2 separate regions of the Homo sapiens genome follow, and region 2 is linked to region 1. Evidence: chromatin loops called from intact Hi-C (ENCODE). Cell type or tissue: right lobe of liver. All regions are shown on one strand. Each heading gives the region's core, and the rest is flanking DNA. Links, peaks and the distances in the headings are about the cores only.

Region 1 (11,653 bases), core at 1-8,000:
TAATGATTTCCCTTCAGTATCAACAACAACAAATCAACTTCTGACAGAGCCAGGCAAGCCTCCCTTACCATCGGTCCTCCAGACTTCCCCGACTTCCACGAAGTGAGTGCAGGTCCTACTGCCTGGAGACTCAGAAAAGTCCAACAACCTAGTAAATGCTGCCTCCAACACCAGGTAAGAAACCACAGCAGAAAGAGGACGGCAGAAGGAGGGGTACAACCCCTACAGTCAGGCATGCCTCGGGGACCTCAGGCCTCTCTGATGACCTCAGAGTCAGCACACTGACTTCACACTTGGTGAGTTCTGAGGAAGTCTCCTTAAACTTCCTCCACAAACAATGCTAAGAACTCACTCCTAGTCAGACTGGGGGAAATTCATAACTTTCCTTTCATTTAAGGACTAGAGGTTAGAGGAAAGGTTATTCAATCAATCAACAAATATTTGTGGCTGGGCACAGAGGCTCATGCCTGTAATCTCAGCACTTTAGGAAGCTAAGGTGGGAGGATCGCTTGAGCCCAGGAGTTCAAGACTGGCCTTGGCAACAAACTGAGACCCCATCTCTACAAAAAATCAAAAATAAAATTAGCTGAGCATAGTGGTGTACACCTGTGGTCCCAGCTACACAGAAGGCTGAGGCAGGAGGATCACATGAGCCCAGGAGGTTGCTGCACTCCAGCCTGGTAGACAGATCAAGACCCTGTCTTAACACAAAACAAAACAAACAAATAAAAGAGAACAAATATTTACTAAAATATGCTGCATGCTTTATATCCTACTAAGGGCAGGTGGGAGTGAGAAGGTGAGATAGGGAGAAGACAGACCTAGAAATGAATAAGGAGCTTGGCCTCAAAAGGGAACCAGACATCCAAAAAGGGATGACTGATTTCAGGAATGTGTTAAGAAGCCCCAACAGAGCGTGTGTATAGAGTGCTGTAGGGCACAGTGAGTGGCCACTGCTGGAAAGAGTCAGGGAAAGCTTCACACATGAGCTAACATTTGCACTAGACTGTGGAGGAGGACAGCTGATCAAACAGGGAGGAGCAGTGCAGGCAGGGATTCGCATGGGTGTGAAGGCAGAGGTGCAAGAGTGCACAGGCAGAGGTCGGGACTCAGCGGGATGGCTCACTGCACTCAGCTCATGAGATCCCGGCAGGGAAAAAACAGACTCATGTGTCTTTACCCTGCAACAACTAAAGCACAATCAGAAATAGGAGAGAAAAAGGGGAATATTATCCTGGAAATGATTCTAGATATGGCATACAATCTTGTCAGCATTTGAGTGCAGGTACATCTGAAATGGGGAACTCGTAAGCTTTTAAAACAGCTAGTCTGTGATGCCTCAAGCTTCATCTTTCAGATTAAAACACATACTGCGTTAATTCCAACCTGCTTTGGCAAAAGCTCAAGGGCACTCCTTCCCAGTGACCAGCAGAGAGAAGTGGACATTTCCTCTCCAGTGCCTTAGAAAGTTCAGTGTCTTGTAAAAAAGACTCAGCATCTTCACCTCGGCAATCCTCATCCTGCTCCTCGTTAACGGGTCTCTGAAATCATCGCTGATGTTGGAGTCATTATCACAACTCAACATTTTATTATCAAGATGTCATGAAGTAGGAAGAATAATGGACTTGAAATTTAAAAAAACTAGATACAACTCTTGGTTTTGCCACTAATTTATCTTGGCTACTATGGAACCCTTCCAAAGAAGATGGATTAATGATCTTTAAGGTCCTTTTGGATTCTGAAGACTGATAATCAAAGAGGATCCATGGGATCAGAGGAACGCTTGACACGCTCTCTGACAGAAAAGGTAATGGGTCAACAATCATAATGAGAGAGAAAGTGAGGTTCTAAAGCTCTGACTCTCCAAACAACATCATGAATCATCCCACTGATCGGAAAAGATGTTCTCTTTGACATTTTCTGGGGCAAATACCGTCAGGTTCCCAATGTCTAAGGCTGCCAAGGCTGCCCTTGGGCCTCCTCAGGTTGCCCCGATTCCTTATCAGTATGTTCTGTGTTGCAGGAATGTACTAGTAATTGCCCTCAGTACCTTGGGCCTCCTCAGGTTGCCCCAATTCCTTATCAGTATGTTCTGTGTTGCAGGAATGTACTAATAATTGCCCTCAGTACCTTGTTTCCTACTAAAAAAACAAGGCAGGTTCTCTAAGACCACTTCAAAAACAGTATTTTCTTCAGGATAAATGGACGAGAATTAGGCTCGGTTCTTTCAGTGTCCTATCCTGAAGGCAAGTGATATGGTTTGGATTTTGTCTTCACCCCAATTTCATGGTGAATTATAATCCCCAGTGTTGGAGGAGGGGCCTTGTGGGAGGTGACAGGATCATGGGGGCGGATATCCCCTTTGCTGTTCTCCTGACAGTGAATTCTCATGAGACCCGGTTGTTTAAAAGTGTGTAGCATCTCCCTCCTTCACTCTCTTCCTCCTCTCCAGCCACCTAGGACCTGCCTGCTTCCCCTTCACCTTCCACCATGATTCTAAGTTTCTCTACTTACAGGGATCACTTAAGAAGAAATAAACAGCAACTGCAGTCTAAAAAATAGGTAAGTTTCAAGGATCAAAGAAGCCTGAGGGGGAGGCTAATTCTTTGGATTTAGCTTTATCTTAACTATATTACCTGTCAATGCCTCACCTTCAGTTACAGTAATCTGAAAGCAATAAAACTCAAAGCAGGCCAGATGTCACTCTGTTGTCTAAGATAGGAAAGATCATCTTTCCTGTGTTTCCTGAGGCCTCCCCGGCAATGCTTCCTGTAAAGCCTGTGGAATCATGAGCCAATTAAACCTTTTTTCTTTATAAATTACCCAGTCTCTGGAAGTTCTTTAGAGCAAAGTGAGAATGGACTAATACAGTGAGCAATCTAATCTCTTACCAGAGGGACAGCTTTAACAAATCACGTACAGGGATTTTTGTGCTGGAAGAGACTGTCAATGACCTCTTGATTCATGCTGTAAACCGTGACTCTAGAAAGGGTGACCCTCGCCATGCACACATCCGAGGATACAGCTACTACAGTAACTGACCCACGTGTCTGGACCTCTGCAGGGAAAACTCCAGCAACCAGAGACCCGGGCCTGCCTCCTACTCACCATGGGCATCCCGTTCTCCTTCTTGCGCCATATCCAGTCTGGGTGGGGGTAGCCAACTGACTTGCAATACATAGTGGCATCCTGCCCTTCATTCTTGTTCTCACTCCGTTTATGGCCAGTGATGTCAGGAGCGGCTGTGAGAAAGCGTTAGACGCAGTTACCACGGAAGTCTACTCCAAACAGGATACAAAGGCCCCACCTTCTGGCTCAGAGCCCTGCTTGTAATGTAGTCAGTCTTTATGCTTACTGTCATACTCAGCTTTGATGAAGAGCATTTCAGGTCAGAATAGGGTAAAGGGACCAAACCCATCCTCTACCCCCCACCCGCTAAAGATGCCCAGGCAGATACCAGGGTTACTAATATATGAGGCTCTACTAATGTAGGTGATTCTCCAACCTACTGGAAAAGGATGCAGGTCCAACTGCCCTCAATTAAGCCTACCTTTAAAGAAAATGCAAACAAACACTATTATCTCTTCTATCGGCCCAAGTTTTTTCTTAAAACACCTGCATGAACAACAGTTATGCATCCTGTCAAATATCACACATTCCCTTAAGGAAATGAGATTCTGAGATAAAACAACTACAATCAAGTCCTATTACAAGGTATGTAAAAACAATGAATGCTTGGAGAAGCTACTCAATAAGTAACAATGACCAAGGCTCTCCCAGGAAAGAGGGAATCCAGAAACTGGTCTTCACAAGGAGGAAGAAAGGAATGAACAGGAAATTCAACCAGTGTCCCAAGAGATTTTTTTTTTAATTGAATGACTGATTGAGATGGGGTCTTATTCTATCGTCCAGGCTGGAGCATAGTGGCATGATCGCTGCTCACTGTAGCCTCAAGCTCCTGGGCTTAAGTGATCCTCAGCTCCCGAGTAACTAGAACTACAGGCACATGCCACTACACCTGGTTAATTTTTAAATTTCTTGTATAGACGGGGTCTTACTATATTGCCCAGGCTGGTCCTGAACTCCTGACCTCAAGTGATCCTCTCACCTTGGCCTCCCAAAGTGCTGGGATTACAGGTGTTTGCATCTGCACCTGGCCCTAAGACCTTTTATTAACAACTTAAGAATCTGCCTTGGACACCTGATTTGCAACAGTTTCCTAGACTGAACCCAATATAGAAGGAATTTCAAGACATGCTAGAGGCCGTTGGTCTTCTCTATTTATAGGGATCACTTAGGAAGAAATAAACAACAACTGTAGTCTAAAAATTAAGTAAGTTTCAAGGATCAAAGAAGCCTGAGATAAAAGCGAATTCTTTGGATTTAGCTTTATTTTATCATAACTATATTACCCGCCAATGCTTCACCAGTTACAGTAATTTTTTTGGAGACAGAGTTTCGCTCTTGTCGCCTAGGCTGGAGTGCAATGGTGTGATCTTGGCTCACTGCAACCTCCAACTCCTGGTTTCAAGCGATTCTCCTGCCTCAGCCTCCTGAGTAGCTGGGATTACAGGCATGTGCCACCATGCCCAGCTAATTTTGTATTTTTAGGAGAGATGGGGTTTCATCATGTTGGTCAGGCTGGTCTTGAACTCCTGACCTCAGGTGTTCTGCCCGCGTTGGCCTCCCAAAGTGTTGGGATTACAGGCGTGAGCCATCACGCCCGGCTAATTTTGTATTTTTAGGAGAGATGGGGTTTCACCATGTTGGTCAGGCCGGTCTCGAACTGCTAACCTCAGATGATCTGCCCGCCTCAGCCTCCCAAAGTGTTGGGATTACAGGCGTGAGCCACCACGCCCAGCCGGGTTACAGTAATCTGAGAGCAATAAAAGTCAAAGCAGGCTGGATGTCACTCTGTTATCCAAGATAGGAAAGAGAATCGATATGCCTTGGTCCCAATTCCAGTTTTGTTGGTTCTTTCGTTATTCTGGGCTTTGCTGCTACAGCCATTATCAAATGGAGACACCTCGTGTCCTTGTCTACCTCCCAGTGTTCTTGGGTAGATGAACAGGATGTCAAAACATTCATCTTGAGACTGTAGAAGCCTGTACTATTGCATTGGGGCTAATCTCATGTTCCACCTTTGACTGGCTTGGTTTTTCTTGGCTTAAAAACAATGCAAAGTCCTACTAGTCACAGAATGTGCTTCCCAGGCACAAACTGGTTTTAGACTCACCCTCCAGAGGCACCTGGATGGGCATGCACTGGGCAAGGCCCCAAGCTGTCTCTGTAACCAGTCCCTGCCAAACTGAGGCCTGCTGAGTAACACTCAGTGTGAAGTGTTTTCTAGATAGTACGTTTCAAAGGAAATATCTTTTTTTTTCCAGGCAAAGTTTCTTACTACAGAAGGAAGTGGTCAACCTGGCTCTATCTCATTCCCACAAAGCCGAACTTTTCCCACAGCTACTCAGTCACTTCTTAGGCTGACTGTTCAACCTGGTCACCCTTTCTCAGAGCTTACTTCAGTCCATAAATTCCAAGCACTCCAAGGAGCAGGCTCCATAGCCACACAGGACCCAGCATGCCCGAAGGGTTACCATGTGCTGCTCCAGCCAGCCATGCTTCATTCATCTGGCAAACACCTGCTGAGCACCCACTACACACCAGATATGTCAGACTGGTTGGGTAAGGCTTTTGTGATGAGATGAACTTTAGCATGGTCGTGAAGAAAATAAGGGAGTATATACAAGGTTCCTGACCTGTGGTAAGTAAAGAATGTATTTTTTCTTTTTTGAGATGCAGTCTCTCTCTGTTGGCCAGGCTGGAATGCAGTGGTGTGATCTTGGTTCACTGCAACCTCCACCTTCCGGGTTCAAGTGATTCTTCTGCCTTGGCCTCCCAAGTAGCTAGGATTATAGGCATCTGCCACCATACCTGGCTAATTTTTGTATTTTTAGTAGAGATGGGGTTTCACCATGTTGGCCAGGCTGGTCTCAAACTACTGACCTGAAGTGATCCACCCGCCTCAGCCTCCCAAAGTGCTGGGTTTACAGGTGTGAGCCACTGCGCCTGGCTAAGAATGTCACTTTCTAACAGGCCAGGAACCCCAAGTTATCTTGGGACCTCAAGAGGAGAGGAATTTGCCCAACTCGTAAGTATTTGAGGGTACAAACCCATGGCTGGGCTCGACTTTTTAACAGTCTTATCTGAGATTCTTCATGGAACAGAGTTCTGTCAAAGCCAATTTAAAAAGCCTAAGTGAAAAATAACTACTCTTGCTGCACTTTATGCAAATAATCAGGCCAAGTACAGTAAGAATAAGTTTATTTTATAAATAAATCAGTTCTATCATGATTTGTTTTTAATAAAAATGGGGACTGGAGAGAGAAAAATTACGCTTCAAAAGAAAAACTATAGTATACTGTTGTTAGCTGTTCTTGAGGTTTTTTTCTGCAGTTTAGATGAAATTCTAAATTCTTTGTGGGTTGGAAGTCCCCAAACTAATGCTTTCAAATCTTTGCTTTTAAAATTGGGAATTGTACTCCTCATCCTAGGACTCGTTATTTACCTTACAGTAGGCTGTTCACTTAAACACTGTAGTAAAACTATAGATGAGAGTAGTAATGTTTTTCCCACACAAGCCTTGGAATCCTAGCCAGGCCTGCATGAGTACACTCAGACAGTTACAAGGTGGTTCCACTCTTCTCACCTTGGGGTTCACTCCCATTCCCACAATGTCCCCTATCAGCAGGAAGAAGCCAGAGTGATCTACGGCCTTTTGCCATCTTCAGAGCCTACACCTTAAGATTAAGGTGTTATAAAACCCAAAGGGAGAGACTGAAACCGTCTTTGCAAAATTATGACTGAGACAGGGAAAGAGATCGAACTTAACTGCTTCATCTTACTTCTAACCTCCAAGCTGTCCTTGTTCACTCCTGGGCGCAGGCTGAACTAACTTTGGGAGAAACTTATAGTTTAAACAAAGATGGTAACAACCCTTTCCCAAAACAGACTCCCTTCTTGCCTGGGGACTAGATTGCCTTTGTAGAACTAACATTAGACACAAGATTAGAAATTATGGTTTAGGAGTCATGCAGCTGGAAGCTACAAGATTCTGACCCTCCCTAAACTGCTCCTAAGATCAGTGCTTGAGATATTTTGCAGACCTTGCACTTGATGGATCAGCTGGCCCCACCCAGATCAATAAACTGGCTCATCTGATCCTGTGACCCCCACCCAGGAACTGACTGAGCACAAGAAGTCAGCTCTGACTCCCTGTGATTTCAGCTCTAACCAATCAGCACTCCTGGCTCACTGGCTTCCCCCAACCACCAAGTTATCCTTAGAAACTCTGCTCCCTGAATGCTAGGGGAGACTGATTTGAATAGTAATAAAACTCTGGTCTCCCAGCAAAAAAGAAAAGAAGGGAGTAGGTCACACATATCTGTAGGAAGAACACTCTAGGTCGAGGGAAATGCAAAGGTCTTGAGGTAGGATTGTGCTTGTTATGTACAAGGAACAGCAAAGAGGATTTGATTGGAACATAGTAAGCAAGGAGAAGAGAGCAGGAAATAAAAGAAATCAGAGAGACTGGGGACCCAGATTAGACAGGACTTTGTAGGCCACCATAATGACTTTGGCAGTTACAGTGAGTCAGCCGGGAAGCCACTGGTGAATACTATGTGCAGGTATAAAATGATGGGTGTGTTTTAACAGGCTCCCCGTGGCTACTATGTGAACAAGAACTGCAGAGACAGCAGTGGAAGCAAGACCAAGCAGGAGGCTATTACAGTAACCCAGGCAAGGGAGAGGCTGGTTTCCATGGGGGCAGTAACAGTGGAAATAAGGAGAAATGGTGAGATTCCAGGTATATTTTGGAGGTTGAGTTAACATATTTGCTAATAGATTGAATGTGGACTGTGAGAAGAAAAGGAGTCAAGGATGACACCAAGGTTTTGGCCTGTGTAACTGTGAGAATGGAGTTGACAGTTACTAAGATGAGGAAAATTGCAAAAGAATAAGAGTGTTTTTTGTTTGCTTAATCTTAGTTTGTTTTGTTAAAAGACTGAGAAACAGTGGTGGTAAAAACCAGAAGGTCAAGGTCTAGAACATGGTAAGTTTAAGATACTTATTTAACATATGGCTAGGTGTGGTGGCTGGCTAGGTGCAGTGGCTCACACCTGTAATCCCAGCACTTTGGGAGGCCGAGGTGGGCGGATCACCTAAGGTCAGGAGTTTGAGACCAGCCTGGCCAACCTGGTGAAACCTTGTCTCTACAAAAATACAAAAATTAGCCAGGCATAATGGCAGGTGCCTGTAATCCCAGCTACTTGGGAGGCTGAGGCGAGAGAATCGCTTGAACCTGGGAGGTGGAGGCTGCAGTAAGCCAAGATCATGCCATTGCACTCCAGCCTGGGCGACAGAGTAAGATTCTGTCTCAAAAAAAAAAAAAAAAAAAAGATACTTATTTAACATCCAAGTATTGGGAAGGCTGAGGCAGGCGGATCACGAGGTCAGGAGATCAAGACCATCCTGGCTAACACGGTGAAACCCCGTCTCTACTAAAAATACAAAAATTAGCCAGGCACGGTGGCGGGAGCCTGTTGTCCCAGCTACTCGGGAGGCTGAGGCAGGAGAATGGCACGAACCCAAGAGGTGGAGCTTGCAGTAAGCTGAGATCGCGCCACTGCACTCCAGCCTGGGCGACAGAGGGGACTCCGTCTCAAAAAAAAAAAAAAAAATCCAAGTAAAAATATCAAGTAGGCAGTAAAAGAGCAAGTCTGGAGTTCAGGGAAATGTTCTATGTTAGGGATATAAATTTCAGGTATCAGCTTATATGTGGTACATTTTCCCATTTTCATTCTCCTTTGACCCAAAGAAGACACCCACTTTGGGCCAGTTATTGGCAATAGTACTATGAATTCAGTACTATCAGCTTTTGCTTTGGGGACTCATTTCCAAGACTGTACATTAGAACCATCTAGAATGCTAAAAGTTGAGTCGGCAGCTGCACTGCCTCTGAAAAGTCACTATTCTGAAAGGACCCAGACTTAAAGGTCAAGATTGGGAAGGGGGCTAGGAACAGTCTTCACTCCTGCCTTGGTGTGTGGGAGGAGGAGAACACCACTTCCCCTCTTTATTTGACACTCTGGGAAAGGGTGGCCGCCATACTGGGGGACACTCAACCAACCAATGGAGAGGGGCACACTGAGGAACTGAGGGCCACTGCCAAGAGCCATGTGAGTGAGCTGTACACATGGAGTGGATCCTCCAGCTCTGGTCAAGCTTTCAGATGACTGCAGCTCCAGCCAACAGCTTGACCAAAATCTCAGGAAAGACCCCAAGCCAGAACACCCCACTAAGCTGCTCCCTAATTACTGACTCAGGAAAACTGTGAGGTGGTAAGTGCTTAGCATTTTATGCCACTAAGTTTTGGGGTAATTTATTATGCATTTTTGTATGTATAGATACAAATATACCAATTGATGAAGCAGACATTACCCCACTTTTTAAAATTGGAAAACTCAAGTTTGGAAAAGTAATTTAATGTTTAAATGGTAAAGCCAGAATCCAAGTTCAGGGTTGTGTGAATCCAGAGACTATGCTTTTTGTACTTTAACATACTGAGGGGAAAATAAACTAGAATAGAGTCCACAAAAATAAAAATATACAACATGCGAGGAGGGAGACCATTAGGACAAACACCTAATGCATGTGGGGCTTAAAACCTAGATGATGGGTTGATAGGTGCAGCAAATCACCATGGCACAAGTATACCTATGTAACAAACCTGCACGTTCTGTACATATATCTCAGAACTTAAAGTAAAACTTTAAAATATATATATTATATATATAATATATATATAATATATATATAATATATATAATATATATGTATATATACAAAATATATTTATATATACATAAATATATATATACATAAATATATATATTATATATAATATAGTTATATATGTATATATTTGTTATATATGTATATATGTATATACATGTTATATATGTATATACATGTTATATATGTATATATGTATATACATGTTATATATGTATATATGTATATACATGTTATATATGTATATATTTGTTACCATGTATTACTGGTAACTGCAGAGCAAAGAGCCCAAAAGTTATCTTTCCTTGTAGATGTGCTAAAACACCTTAGACCCAAAGCAGAACCAATTTACCTTAGACCCAAAGCAGAACCTATTTACCTGTCAGACTTTACTCTGTATTAGTGTAGCGTAAAGAGCAGAGCTTCAGACCTGAAAACATGGAAATCTGGACTTGATCTCGACTCTATTACTCACCAACTGAGTAACCCAGGGCAGATCACGTCAAATACTCTGAGTTTTAGTATTGTAAAATAAGAGTAATACTCACATGTTTCAGAGGTCTTGTGAGGATTAAATTACATCTCCATACTAATCTAGAACATGGTTGGAACTCAGGGCCAAGCATTTAAACATCAGTCAGGGAAAGGAAAGGCTAAGGCTTCGACTCTGTCATTAGTTCTAAGAAATCAAAGATACTGATTACTATGTGCTCTCCCCATTTGCTGATACAAACAGGACTTTTGTTTGTAGCTCTAAAAATAAGGTTTAATCATGTCAGATACTGATAAATTATCTGATTAATGGCCTATTTTAGTGCCTCACCTTCTATGGTCTTGCCTTTTAATAAGGGACTGCTTAACCAGATTTTGTTGGTCTAAAAGCAGGTCTGAGCGTCTAACTAAGCCTTCATATCCTGAAGGAGACAGAGACAATACTCTGTGCTTCTCTTTACCCTCTTAGGGGGGCACAGACTAAGTGGCAAGAGCAAGGGGTAGGAGCAACAAAGTAACAAAAAGACCCTTAGAAGAGAGTTCTGATCCACTCAGGAATTCATTCATTCTCTGGCCTTGTTAGTCACATATTCTAGTCACACTGGTTAATGGCTATCCCTCCAGTATCCTAATAAATAGCAACACAGGGGTCCCAAAAGAGTCTCTGTTACCCAACAGCACCTGAACCAATTTCATTATCTGGGCAGTCTGGGACTCTGGCTGAGGACGAATGCATGTTCCTTAGTACCCTCTGCTACCCAACCTGATGCACTTAGAGCAAAGGGTCAGCTTCTAGGCCAGGCTGGATGCTGTAGAAACTGTCAACTCAGGCCATGGAGGCACGTTTCAGATGATATTAAATAAAGTTAACAGAACAGACTTAAGAAAGTGATCAAGATATAAGGCCTCTTTACAGACACTGCTTATATGGTGCTCTTTTTTTTTTTCTTTTTAGACAGAGTTTCGCTCTGTCGCCCAGGCTGGAGTGCAGCAGCGCGATCTCAGCTCACTGCAACCTCCGCCTCCCGGGTTCAAGCGATTCTTCTGCCTCGGCCTCCTGAGTAGCTGGGACCACAGGCGTGCACCGCCACACTCGGCTAATTTTTGTATTTTTTAGTAGAGACGGGGTTTCACCACCTTGGTCAGGCTGGTCTGGTCTTGAACTCCCGACCTTGTGATCTGCCCGTCTTGGCCTCCCAAAGTGCTGGGATTACAGGCTCAAGACACTGCGCCTGGCCTTGGTGCTCACTTTTTAAAGCATGTTCATAACCCAGCAACTTATCTTCAAAGAAAATCTATCCTTAAA
Region 2 (12,274 bases), core at 2,392-10,391, 71 kb after region 1:
CTGTTGCCCAGGCTGGAGTTCAGTGGCATGATCTCAGCTCATTGCAACCTCTGCCTCCGGGTTCAAGTGATTCTCTTGCCTCAGCCTTCCGAATAGCTGGGATTACAGGCATGCACCACCACACCTGGTTAATTTTTGTATTTTTAGTAGAGACGGGGCTTCACCATGTTGGCCAGGCTGGTCTTGAACTCCTGACCTCAGGTGATCCACCCACCTCAGTCTCCCAAAGTGCTGGAATTACAGGCACGAGCCACCATGCCTGGCCTAAATCTCATTCTTAAACACACTGATTGTTCCATGCATATCTTCATGGCTCTTATCACAGCTGGGATTTTACATTTATTTGTGTGGTTATTCAACTTGCATCTGAATCCTTCTCTAGACCTCCAGGAGGAGGGAACCATGACCAATGGTATCAGTATTATTTACCACTGTATCTCTGTTGCAGGCTGAAAGAATGAGGGTCATGATCAACTCAGTATACCACTGGAGGCTCTGTGAGTAAACAGCAAACTGTTTTCATGAAAGCAGGATGTTGGCAAACTGACAAACTGCGTCTGCCGCCCAGAAGGAATGCTGAGGGCAGTCACGCCCCAAGCAGTGTTTCTTGTGGTTAGGCACATCTGAAGCCTGTTAGCAGTAATGTGAACCTGTGATCAATTAAGCAGCTGACCAATCGTTACCTCCTCCTCCCTGCTCTTTCTACCCAATAAATACGAAGGGCTGTAGAAGCTCAGGGCTGCCTTTGCTCACTAGAAGCAGGGAGCCTTCTTCTTCCCCGGACCCCTTCTTTAAAACGGTTTCTTTTGTTTTAAGTTTTCATTTCTGTATTCATCCTCCTTCGTTCAGTCCTGTGGTAACCATAGTAACCATGGCAAACTGCAGCATATCTCCAGTACCTACTACAGTGCCTGGCAGTGGGCATTTAGTGAATATCTCCTGAATGAATAGACAAAGCATACAGCTAGACTCAGAATCTCAGACTCTTGCCTCTCAATCCAGTGCTCCTTTCAGTCTGTCACTATGATGTTGGAGTCCAGTTCTGCCTCAAGGCCCGACTCTAATTCCACTTATTCTGGAAAACCATCTCTGTTCACCATTCATTCAGTCCTCATTAATTTCACAAATGTTGGGTGCATAGTCTGTGCAAGGGTATGGTATACAATGATGACAGGGAACATAGACATTGAACAACAATGATACCATTGCTTACTTAATGATAATTTTGGTCCATGATAAGAGTAGACATATTGGATGCTAAGGGAATATGTTACAGGGAAACCTAACTATGTCTGAGGTGGGAGGAGTGGTCAAGAAAGGCTCCTGGAGGAAGGGACAGCAAAGCTGTGCTCTGAAGGATGCTTAAGAGTTAGCCAGGCTGTCAGGCGCAGTAGCTCACGCCTGTAATCCCAGTACTTTGAGAGGCCAAGGTGGGCAGATCACCTGAGGTCAGGAGTTTGAGACCAGTCTAGCCAACTTGGTGAAACCCCTTCTCTACTAAAAATACAAAAATTAGCTGCACATGGTGGCACACACCTGTAATCCCAGCTACTTGGGAGATCGAGGCATGAGAATCACTTGAACCCAGGAGGTGGAGGTTGCAGTGAGCTGAGATCACACTACTGCACTCCAGCTTAAGTGACAGAGCATGACTCCATCTCAAAAAAAAAAGTTAGTCAGGCTAAAAAATAATAAACAACAAAAAATTATATCTAGAGGCAAAAATAAACTAAAAAATAAAAAACAAATGAACAAAAAAGAATTAGCCTGGCACAGATAAGGTAGGCCTAGGTAGGGGAGGTCTGTTCCAGGCAGGTTTAAAGGGTTGGAAGCAGGAAGGAGATTGTCAAGGTCTGCGGAGGATCCCAGTGTGCCTAGAGCTCAAACAGCAAGGAGAAGCGGGGCAAAAGGAGCTGAGGCTGAAGGAGGGGCATTGGGGCCATATCAGGCAATGCCTTGAGGACCATATTAAGGGTTTAAGATGTTGATCATCTATGAGGTAACCTGTAGCTTTCTTTAACAAAATCTAGTCCAGAACCTCTTTATTTGTCAATAAAAGAAATCTATCTGTAAATACCGTAATATATTAAAGCAGAATGAGTCGTTAAGCTGTGCTACCTATAAGCCTGATCACATGTTACTCTCCATCATCATTTCCTTCTATTAGTAACGTTTTACTTAGCTGTTCCTCCAGGCTCAGCTGTGCTGCACAGAATTAAGGGAAGGGCCATTTGTCCTTTGGGTCAGAACATAAATGGCCAGGAAGCCTCCCCTAAGGTCATGGTGTGGTGGCTGTTGTCTCCAAGTAGAAAGTGAATGCAGCACAGAGAACAATGCAATGAATTGTGAGGGAGGACCAGTTCTCCCTCCACACAAGGAGACTCTCTAGCAATTGCCAAGGCTGCATGTCCAGCCCTCAATGCTTCCTTCTGCCTCCCAATACCTATAAAGCTCCTCCCTATACCATTGAAAAATGTTACCAAGCCTTGCATGACGGGCTAATTTTGCACCTCTCCACATCCAGTCTCCCCATCTAGAACACGAGTTCATTATAACAACGTCTTACATGCTACAGCTTTTCACAGTTTACAAAGCATTTCCCACAATAGGAAAAATAAAGCATTCATTATCCCATTATTTCACTTGGTTATCACAACGACCAATCATGTTCATTTCATAAACAAGATAACTAGGCTTCAGAATGGAGAATGCCTTGTTCAAGGTCCCCAGCTGGCAGGTAATAGAGCCAGAATTTGAACCCAAGTCCTTTGGACCTCAAAGGAAATATGCTGAGGGTGGCTGAGTCACTTTCTTGGGGAAGATGATCTCTTGCAATGACCCTCCTCAGACACCATGAGTCTTATCTGAAGATAAAGCACTCTCTTTGGGCAAGTTCTCCATTCAAGATCTGCTAAGGCTGGTATAATGTTGTTTCACCTCCTGGCCCCAGAAGTTTGAGGTGCTCATAATTTCTTCAGGGAGCATCTTGGGTACCAGCTCTACTATGATGGCCAATGCTCAAATGGGGCAGGGCAACTAAACAGCTGAGGTAGGCTCTCTCCACTGTTGGGGTTGGGGTTTTAGTGGCTAATACAAGGCATTCTTTTAATCCCTTCTCAAACTTGGAAACAACTGAGAGACGGACACAGGAGTCAGGCATATGGAGGTCAAAATGGTGGAGAACATGGCTTAGTCTGCTGGCCAAGTGAGCTTGCTAACACTTTGCCCCTGAATTTGGCAGACTTATTCAGAGATGTTGGTAGTGCAGGAAAACCACAAGTCTCCCATGGCCACTGGAAAACTTAGGGCAGCATGGAGAAGCAGAACCACTCATCTGCTCTCTGTAGGACGCCGGTCCCAGGCTTGCTCAAGTCCTTCCGCCTCAGTTGTCCACCAGAAAACTCATTCCTGAAGCCAGGAGGGGAAGCAAGTAAAAGGAGGCCACACATGTCACAATAATGAAGTGATTCTCTGCCCCAGCTACACATTAGAATCAACTAGGGAGCTTGAAAAAAACACCAGTGCCAAAATAGATATACACAACAATGTCCAGGTTCCAGCCCCAGCGATTTAAATGCAATTGATCTGGGGATGGGGCCCAGCTTGCATAGCAGAGTAATGCACTTTAATGTGCTGTAATGCACTGCTTCTCGAATGTTGATGCACATTGGATTACCTGGGGAACCTTAAAAAATCCCAACCCTAGACCACACCAATTAAATCAGAATCCCTGGAGGGGAGACCCAGGCATCAGTATATTTTTAAGACTCCCCAGGTGATTCCAATATGCAGCCAAAATTGAGAACAGGTGCTCAAATGTGGTTGTGTTGTTGTTGTTATCGTTTCAAATTTGAGTGTTCAGCAGAATCACAAGAAATGTTTGTTAAAAGATGGACTTCTGGGCCTCACCCCCAGAGTTTCTGACTCAGTAGGTTTGGGTTGGGGGCCTGAGAATCTCCATTTCTAACAAGCTCCCAGGTGGTGTGGATACTACTGGTTTGGAGACCACACTTTGAGACCTGCTCCTTCACAGGGTGTGCAGAGAAGCGTTTCCTTCATCAGCTGAGAAAGCCATGGTAAGACCTGATGTGATAACTTTCATCCCTGCAGGTCCACAGAAAAATATGCCAAAGTCAGTAGCATTGGCCTACATGATGTTTTAAAGAGGGTTCATAGATTCTGACTTTAAAAAAGAGCTGCCTCATCGTGGCTAGTGTCAGAATGCCCAAGATGCTCTTTATTTTGGTGCTCTCCTTCTCACAGTTGGGAAACTCATTTCTGGTTTTTACCAGGTTAATGGTTGGTTATAGTTGAAACAGAGATGCCTTCTGAGTATTGACATTTTCTCTTGAGAAGTGCTCCCATCTACGTAGCTCTAATTGGACCACTCCATTCTTACAAGTCCCTGTTTCCCTGTTTCGTTCAGGGGTGGTCACCAGACTCAAGCCAGGCCATCCAGAAGCCCTGGAAAATTTTTGGGTTAAAACTGAGGAAAGAGAGTCAGTTTCTCTCTTCTCCGTGTTATAAGCTATGAGATGTGAGACTTGGGGTGAAACTAGGTTTCCTCTCTACTGTGAGCTCCTCAAGGACAGAGTGTTATTTACTGCCATATTTCTCAGTGTTTAGCATAGTTAGTGGCACAAAGCAGGGCATCAAATAAATATTATACACAGTTTTGATGAGGTATAAGTGACATACAATGAACGGTGCATATTTAAAGTATTCAATTTGATATGTTTTGACATATTTATACACTCTAATAAACAGATTTTCAGATTGAATTAAAAAAATAATACCCGACTATATGCTGTCTCTGAGATAGCCATTTCAAATATGAAGCCACAAATAGATTTAAAGTAGGAGAATTGAAAAAGTATCCCATGCAGACATTAATTAAAGAGAAGCCAGAATGACTGTATTCATATCAAAGTGGATTTCAGAAGAAGAAATATTATCAGGGAATCATAGTGATATTACATAATGATAATGGGGTCAATTCACCAGGAGCACATAACAATCCGAAATGGTGTGTACAACAGTGCTTTATTATGCATGAAGCAGAAACTGAAATGCAAAATAGACAAGTCCTCAATTATAGCTGGCTATTTTAACACCTTTCTTTCAGTGATTGATAGAAAAAGTAGACAGAAAATCTGTAAGGATATGGGAGACATACAACACAATCCATCAACTGGATCTAATAGCATCGTCTACCTAATAATAGCAGAATATGCATTCTTTCCAGGTGCGCACAGAGCATTCACTAAGATAGGCTGTGTTCCAGACTATAAAATAAGTCTCAACAAATTTAAATTTATTGCCAGGCACGGTGGGGCATGCCTGTAGTCCCAGCTATGCAGGAGGATCCCTTGAGCTCAGGATTTGAGACCAGCTTAGGCAACATAGTGAGACCCCCATCTAAAAAAAAATAAATAAAAAGTAGTGAAATCATGCAAACTATGTTGTCTAACCACAAAGGAATATACTACTAAAAGTCAAAAAGAAAAAGATATCTTGAAAATCCTCAAAGAATTGGAAATTGAACAACACACTTCTAAAAAGAAACCAAAGAATAAATAATAATGGAAATTTAAAAATATTTTAATAGTCCATTACATTAAAGAGATGTGAAAATAAGAAAACATATTTAGGGCCAGGCGCAGTGGCTTATGCCTGTAATCCTAGCACTTTGGGAGGCCAAGGCAGGTAGATCACTTGCTCTCAGGAGTTTGAGACCAGCCTGGGCAACATGGTGAAACCCCGTTTCTACAAAAAATACAAAAATTAGCTGGGCGTGGTGGCTTGTGCCTGTACTCCCAGCTACTTTAGGGAGCTGAGGCAGAAGATTCCCTTGAGCCCAGAAGGCAGAGGTTCCAGTGAATGGAGATGGCGTCACTGCACTCCAGCCTGGGTCACAGAGTGAGACCCTGTCTCAAAAAAAAAAAAAAAAAAAGAAGAAGGAGGAGGAGGAAACATATTTAGTATACTTATATTCACATTTATCTTTTCTCTTTTCTTTCTTTTTTTTTTTTTTTTTTGAGATGGAGTCTCAGTCTGTGGCCCAGGCTGGAGTGCAGTGGCCCAGCTCGGCTCACTACAACCTCCACCTCCCGATTTCAAGCAATTCTCCTGCCTCAGCCTCCCAAGTAGCTGGGATTATAGGCACATGCCACCATGCCCAGCTATTTTTTGTATTTTTAGTAGAGATGTTGTTTTGCCATGTTGGCCAGGCTGGTCTCGAACTCCTGAACTCAGGTGATCCACCTGCCTCGGCCTCCCAAAGTGCTGGGATTACAGGCATGAGCCACTGTGCCCAGCCACATTTATCATTTCTATACTCTTCATTCTTATGTGTGGATGCAAATTTCCATCTGGTATCATTTTCCTTCTGCCTGATGAACTCTCTAAACTTTTGCCTGAGAAAGTCTTTATTTCACCTTCTCTTTTGAAACATATTTTGGCTAGGCACAGCGGCTCACTCCTGTAAACCCAGCATTTTGGGAGGCCAAGACAGGAGGCCCAGGAGCTTAAGACCAGCCTGGGCAACATGGTGACATCTCATCTTAAAAAAATAGAAAAAGGAGAGAAAGAAAGGAAGGAAGGAAGGAAGGGTATTTTTTTTTTGTCAGGTATAGAATTCCAAGTTAACAGATTCTTTTTTCAATTCTTTAAAGATGTCATTCCATTATTTTTTGCTTGGCATAATTTCGGTGAAAATTCTACTATAATCCTTGCCTTTGTTCCATTGAACATAATACGTCGTTTTTTTTCTGGCCGCTATTCAATTATTTTATTTATCACTGGTTTTTCAGCAATTTGATTATAATGTGCCTTGATGTTTATTGTTTTCTTTATATTTGTTCCATTTGGAGTTCATTGAGCTTCTTGGATCTATAGGTTTATAGCTTTCCTCGAATTTGGAAAATCTTATGCCATTATTTCTTCTCATAAGTTTCTATTCTTCTACCCTTCTGCAACTCTAGTTACACTTATTTTATTTTATTTTATTTTATTTTATTTTATTTTATTTTATTTTATTTTTGAGATGGAGTCTCGCTCTGTCGCCCAGGCTGGAGTGCAATGGTGTGATCTTGGCTTACTCTCCACCTCCCGGGTTCAAGTGATTCTCCTGTCTCAGCCTACCTAGTAGCTGGGATTACAGGCTCCCGCCACCATGCCCAGAAAATTTTTGTATTTTTAGTAGAGACAGAGTTTCACCATGTTAGCCAGGCTGGTCTTGAACTCCTGACCTCAGGTGATCCACCTTCCTTGGCCTCCCAAAGTGCTGGGATTACAGGCGCGAGCCACCGCGCACAGCCTGTCACGTGTATTTTAGATCACTTGTTATCATCCCATAGAATCACTAGGCTTGTGTTTTGTTTTTGTTTTGTTTTTGAGACAGAGTCTCACTCTTGCCCAGGCTAGAGTGCAGTGGATCACAGTTCACTGCAGCCTTAACTTTCTGGGCTCAAAGGATCCTTCCATCTCAGCCTCCCAAGTAGCTGGGACCATACGCTTACGCCACCACACCCACCTAATTTTTGTATTTTTTATAGAGATGGAGTTTGGCCATGTTGCCAGGCTGGTCTCAAACTCCTGAGCTCAGGTGATCCACCTGCCTCGGCCTCCCGAAGTGCTGGGATTACAGGCATGAGCCACTGTGCCCGGCCACATTTATCATGGAGGAGGGGGAGGGGGAGGGGGGAAAGGGAGGAGAAGGATCTGCCCACTTCAGCCTCCCAAAGTGCTGGGATTACAGGCGTTCACTTTTTTTCATTCTCGTTTTTCTCTGTTTTCTTCATTTTGGGTAAATATTGCTATGTCTTCACATTCACTGACCTCTTTTTTCTAGTGTTTAACCTGCTCTCAATCCAAACTTGTATAGATTTCATTTCAGATAATTGTGTTTTTCATTCTAGAAATTCCATTTGGGTCTTTTAATATATTTTCTTTGTCTCCTCGTTATTTTTATGTTTTCCTTTTCATCTTAAGCATATTTGTAAGATTTAAAAATAGCTTTAAAATCCTTGTCTGCTAATTCTATCATCTTTGTCATTGCAGGTTTTTGGCTTTTTTTTTTTTTTTTTTAAGAGACAAAATCTCTGTCTCACTCTGTCACCCAGGCTGGCGTACAGGGTGACACAATCATAGCTCACTGCAGTATCCAATTCATGGGCTCAAGAGATCCTACTGCTTCTGCTTCCTAAGTAGCTGGGACTACAAGCATGCTCTACCACACCCTGCTAAATAAAAAAAAATTTTTTTTTGGACAGGTGGGGTCTCATGATGTTGCCCAAACTGGTTTTGAATTCCTGGCCTCAAGCAATAATCCCGCCTCAGCCTCCCAAAGCGCTGAGATTACAGGCATGAGTCACCGTGCCCAGCCCATTTCTAGTATTTTCTAATGATGCATTTTTCTCTTCACTATAGGTCATCTTCCTGCTGATTTGTATGCCTGGTAGTTTTTCACTGGATGCTCTACATGGTAAATTTTACCTTGCTGATTGCTACCCTTTGTTGCTTTTCTTTAAGGAGTATTGGGCTTTGTTTGGCATGCAGTTAAACTATTGCATATCAGTTTGATCTTTTTGAGGCTTGTTTTTCTGCAGTTACGGAATCAGAACAGCCATTTTTCTAGGTGTATTTATGTCTTCTGTCAAGGCCTTCTGCTTCTGAGAATGCCCTCTATTTTACAAAGTCTCTTTACTCTGGCTCATGGGAACAAAAACGAGTTCTAGCTGTGTGTGAGCTCCAGGAATTATTTGAACAACTGTTTTCCAGTGGTTTTTACCCCACCCTCCTGGAGTTTCACCCCAGGCATGTACAGATCATCACTCAGCCAAAGACTAGTTTAGAGGATCCTTTTGCAGATCTCTAGAGCTTTCTGGTGTGCAGCTTCCTCCTTCCCTGTAGGCTGCCCCACAGGTTCCACCTCAGCCTCCCCAAATTCCAGTCTCTGTCTTCTAAACTCAACAAGGCTGGTGGTTCTGGATGGGTCCCTCTCCCTGCGCTAGAGCCAGAAAACTGCCTGAAGGCAGCAATTGCAGAACTCCCAATACCTGTGCCCCTTCACTCAGGGATTGCAGTCCTGTGCTGCCCACGTTGTTTTATATATTTTGCTTGGTTTACTAGTTGTTTATAATGGGATTGCAATTTTTGTAGCACTTAATCCTTCATAGGAAGAAGTACAAGTTAGAGTTAACTACTTTTAACTGTTTCTCTTTTAGTTCTTCTACTAGTTGCTTTCATAAGGTTAAATAATATTCTGAAGCCAACATTTTTTTAATCTTTCAACTTCCTGCTATGAATGATGAAGATTCAGCCTACCCTCCACTTTCTCCATCCCTCTTCCCAGTTTGAATAGTTACGTGATGTTTTTGTTGTTGTTCTTCATTTACTGTGTTCAAGTATTCAGTAGTATACTTGACAATGTATTTCTCACGCCGTCATCTTTTTTTTTTTTTTTTGAGATGGAGTCTCACTCTGTCGCCCAGGCTGGAGTGCAGTGGTGCTATCTCGGCTCACTGCAAGCTCCGCCTCCCGGGTTCATGCCATTCTCCCACCTCAGCCTCCCAAGTAGCTGGGAATACAGGTGCCTGCCACCAGGCCCAGCTAATTTTTTTGTGTTTTTTAGTAGAGATGGGGTTTCATCATGTTAGCCAGGATGGTCTTGATCTCCTGACCTCGTGATTCGCCCACCTCCACCTCCCAAAGTGCTGGGATTACAGGCATGAGCCACTGCACCCAGTCACTCCATCATCTTTTGATAATATCTTTGGATCTTCAATTACTGTGTAAGATGAGGTTATTGGCTGGGCAAGGTGTCACGCCTGTAATCCCAGCAGTTTCGGAGGCCCAGGCAGGTGGATCACCTGAGGTCAGGAGTTTGAGACCAGCCTGGCCAACATGGTGAAACTCCGTCTCTACAAAAAATACAAAAATTAGCTGGGCTTGGGGGCGCACGCCTGTTATCCCAGCTACTTGGGAGGCTGAGGCACGAGAATCACTTGAACCCGGGAGGCAGAGATTGCAGTAAGCCCAGATGGCAGTGAGCCAAGATCACGCCACTGCTCTCCAGCCTGGGTGACAAAGCAAGACTGTCACAAAAAAAAGGTTTTTTGAAAAAAAAGATCTTGAACCCGGGTGGCAGAGGTTGCAGTGAGCCGAGATCGCACCACTGCATTCCAGCCTGGGCAACAGAGCGAGACTCCGTCTCAAAAAAAAAAAAAAAAAAAATGAGGCTAACACCCTACCCTTCCCTTCATTTCTATTTCCTGACTTCCAACTCCCTGCTTATTTAATAACCTATACCCTTTATTCCCACATTGCTGTAGTTCCTACCATTTATATTTTGCTGTGTAAACATATTTAAATCTTCTGTGCTTTGCCTAGGGATTACTTCCAAAAGTTGAAAACTAATAGAAAATAATGTATATTATTGTCATTAAGAAAATATTTACTGGCCAGGTGCGGTGGCTCATGCCTGTAATCCCAGCACTTTGGGAGGCTGAGGTGGGTAGATCACCAGGTCAGGAGATTGAGACCATCCTGGCTAACACAGTGAAACCCCGTCTCTACCAAAAATACAAAAAATTAGCCAGGCATGGTGGCATGTGCCTGTAATCCCAGCTACTTGGGAGGCTGAGGCAGGAGAATGGCTTGAACTTGGGAGGCGGAGGTTGCAGTGAGCCGAGACCACGCCACTGCACTCCAGCCTGGACAACAGAGCGAGACTCCACCTCAAAAAAAAAAAAAAAGAAAAGAAAAGAAAAAAATATTTACTGCAGAGCCAAGCTGTGTGATCAACTTACAATTCCTTCTTTATGAGGTCAATAATACAAACCCGTAATACTTGAATGAGTCGAGGTCCAATGGATTCTATTTTGCTTCATATTTGGACCATGACTTTGTTGTACACATTCTTTCCTAAAATTTCTAATTACCTTCCTCTTGTCGAGAAAACTAATGTAAGACTAAGCCACTAAGCTCTTCCAGCTTCTTATCTACCATTTTTGCTGAGAATCAATTCTACTCTTCTTCCTGAAGACATTCTTGTTGGATTCTACTGATCTGTTTTTCTTTTTCTTTTTCTTTTTCCTTTTTTTTGAGATGAAGTCTTGTTCTTTCTCCCAGGCTGGAGTTCAGTGGCACAATCTCGGCTCACTGCAACCTCTGCCTCCCAGGTTCATGTGATTCTCGTGCCTCAGCCTCCACAGTAGCTGGGACTACAAACATGCCTGCCACCACACTCGGCTAATTTTTGTTTCACCATGTTGGTCAGGCTGGTCTCAAACTCCTGACCTCTGGTGATCTACCTGCCTTGGCCTCCCAAAGTGCTGGGATTACTGGCATGAGCCACTGCACCTGGCCAACTGATCTGTTTTTCTGATATGAAATGATTGGCTTCTAGATCTGTTACAGTATGGTCTTAGTGAAACTCTTTTCCCCAGATGAGCACTACAGGAAGTATTGTAATGAACACTGGTAGATTCCCCAACTCACATCCCACTCAGAGGATTAGTCTAGATTAACAATAATAATCCCATTCATTTTGCTAGCGATTGGTTCAGAATTGTGACTCAATTCTGGCTAATGAGACACAAGAATAAATTAGCAAGGGGACTTCTGGGAAAGATTTTCGTCCCTAAGACGGGAAAAAACAGAAAACACAGTCCTTTTTCTTTGTCTGGACATTGTCATATCTAATTAGATATGACACCTGGAATTGTGGCAGCCATCTTGCTGTCAGCTTGAAGCTGAAGCCAACACTAAGGTGGCAGAACAGAGATATGGAAACAACCTGAGCTTCAGATGATATCATGGAGCTAATGACTCAACTAATTCTGGAAGCCCTGCATCTGGACTTTCTGTTTCCTTATTGCTTAAGCCAGTTTCCTGTCTCTTAGAACCAAATATTTTGTATGTAAAAAATTCTGTTAGTTTCTTGCACAATACTTTTTCTCCTCTTCTTTATTACTAGGAGAACCTCATTTTTTCCCACAGAGAGGCATTATACAAAAGAAAAGAAAGAAAGAAGGCAAGAAGGCAAGAAGGAAGGCAAGAAGGAAAGAAGGAAGGGAGGGAGAGAAAGAGGCTTTGCCCTTCAGATTCCTTTTTTCAGCTAGAGATGACTCTAAGACCCATCTAATTCTAGCGAATGAGATACAGATACAAATTTCTGAGTAGGGCCTCAGGAAAACCTTTTTAATGGGAATAAATTTGGTCTTCATACTTCCTCCTTCCTTCTCACTGAGAATGGAGATTTGATGCTTGG

What was found. A loop is a pair of places that touch in the nucleus more often than their neighbours do. Peaks named below come from ENCODE experiments on the same cell type or tissue, not always from the same donor. Only the 100,000 strongest peaks of a DNase experiment are listed, where the experiment ranks them.
Region 2: it touches region 1 in a loop (2.3-fold over the local background); 94 of 110 quality-filtered maps call a loop at or near these places.

Annotation. Positions count from the first base shown.
Region 1 is chr15:73,570,554-73,582,206 of GRCh38, forward strand. It overlaps NPTN (neuroplastin), which reads right to left. Exons shown (of 9, transcript NM_012428.4): 5 at 3,109-3,242. Among named protein-coding and RNA genes, the nearest start is that of NPTN-IT1, 6.8 kb to the left of the region's middle. In right lobe of liver, for the core only: no CTCF peak of the experiment used is centred there; a DNase peak (open chromatin) is centred at 3,208; H3K27ac peaks cover 343 bases.
Region 2 is chr15:73,639,132-73,651,405 of GRCh38, forward strand. It overlaps LOC105370891 (a long non-coding RNA gene), which reads left to right. Exons shown (of 3, transcript XR_932451.3): 2 at 8,431-8,485. Among named protein-coding and RNA genes, the nearest start is that of NPTN, 12 kb to the left of the region's middle. In right lobe of liver, for the core only: no CTCF peak of the experiment used is centred there; no DNase peak of the experiment used is centred there.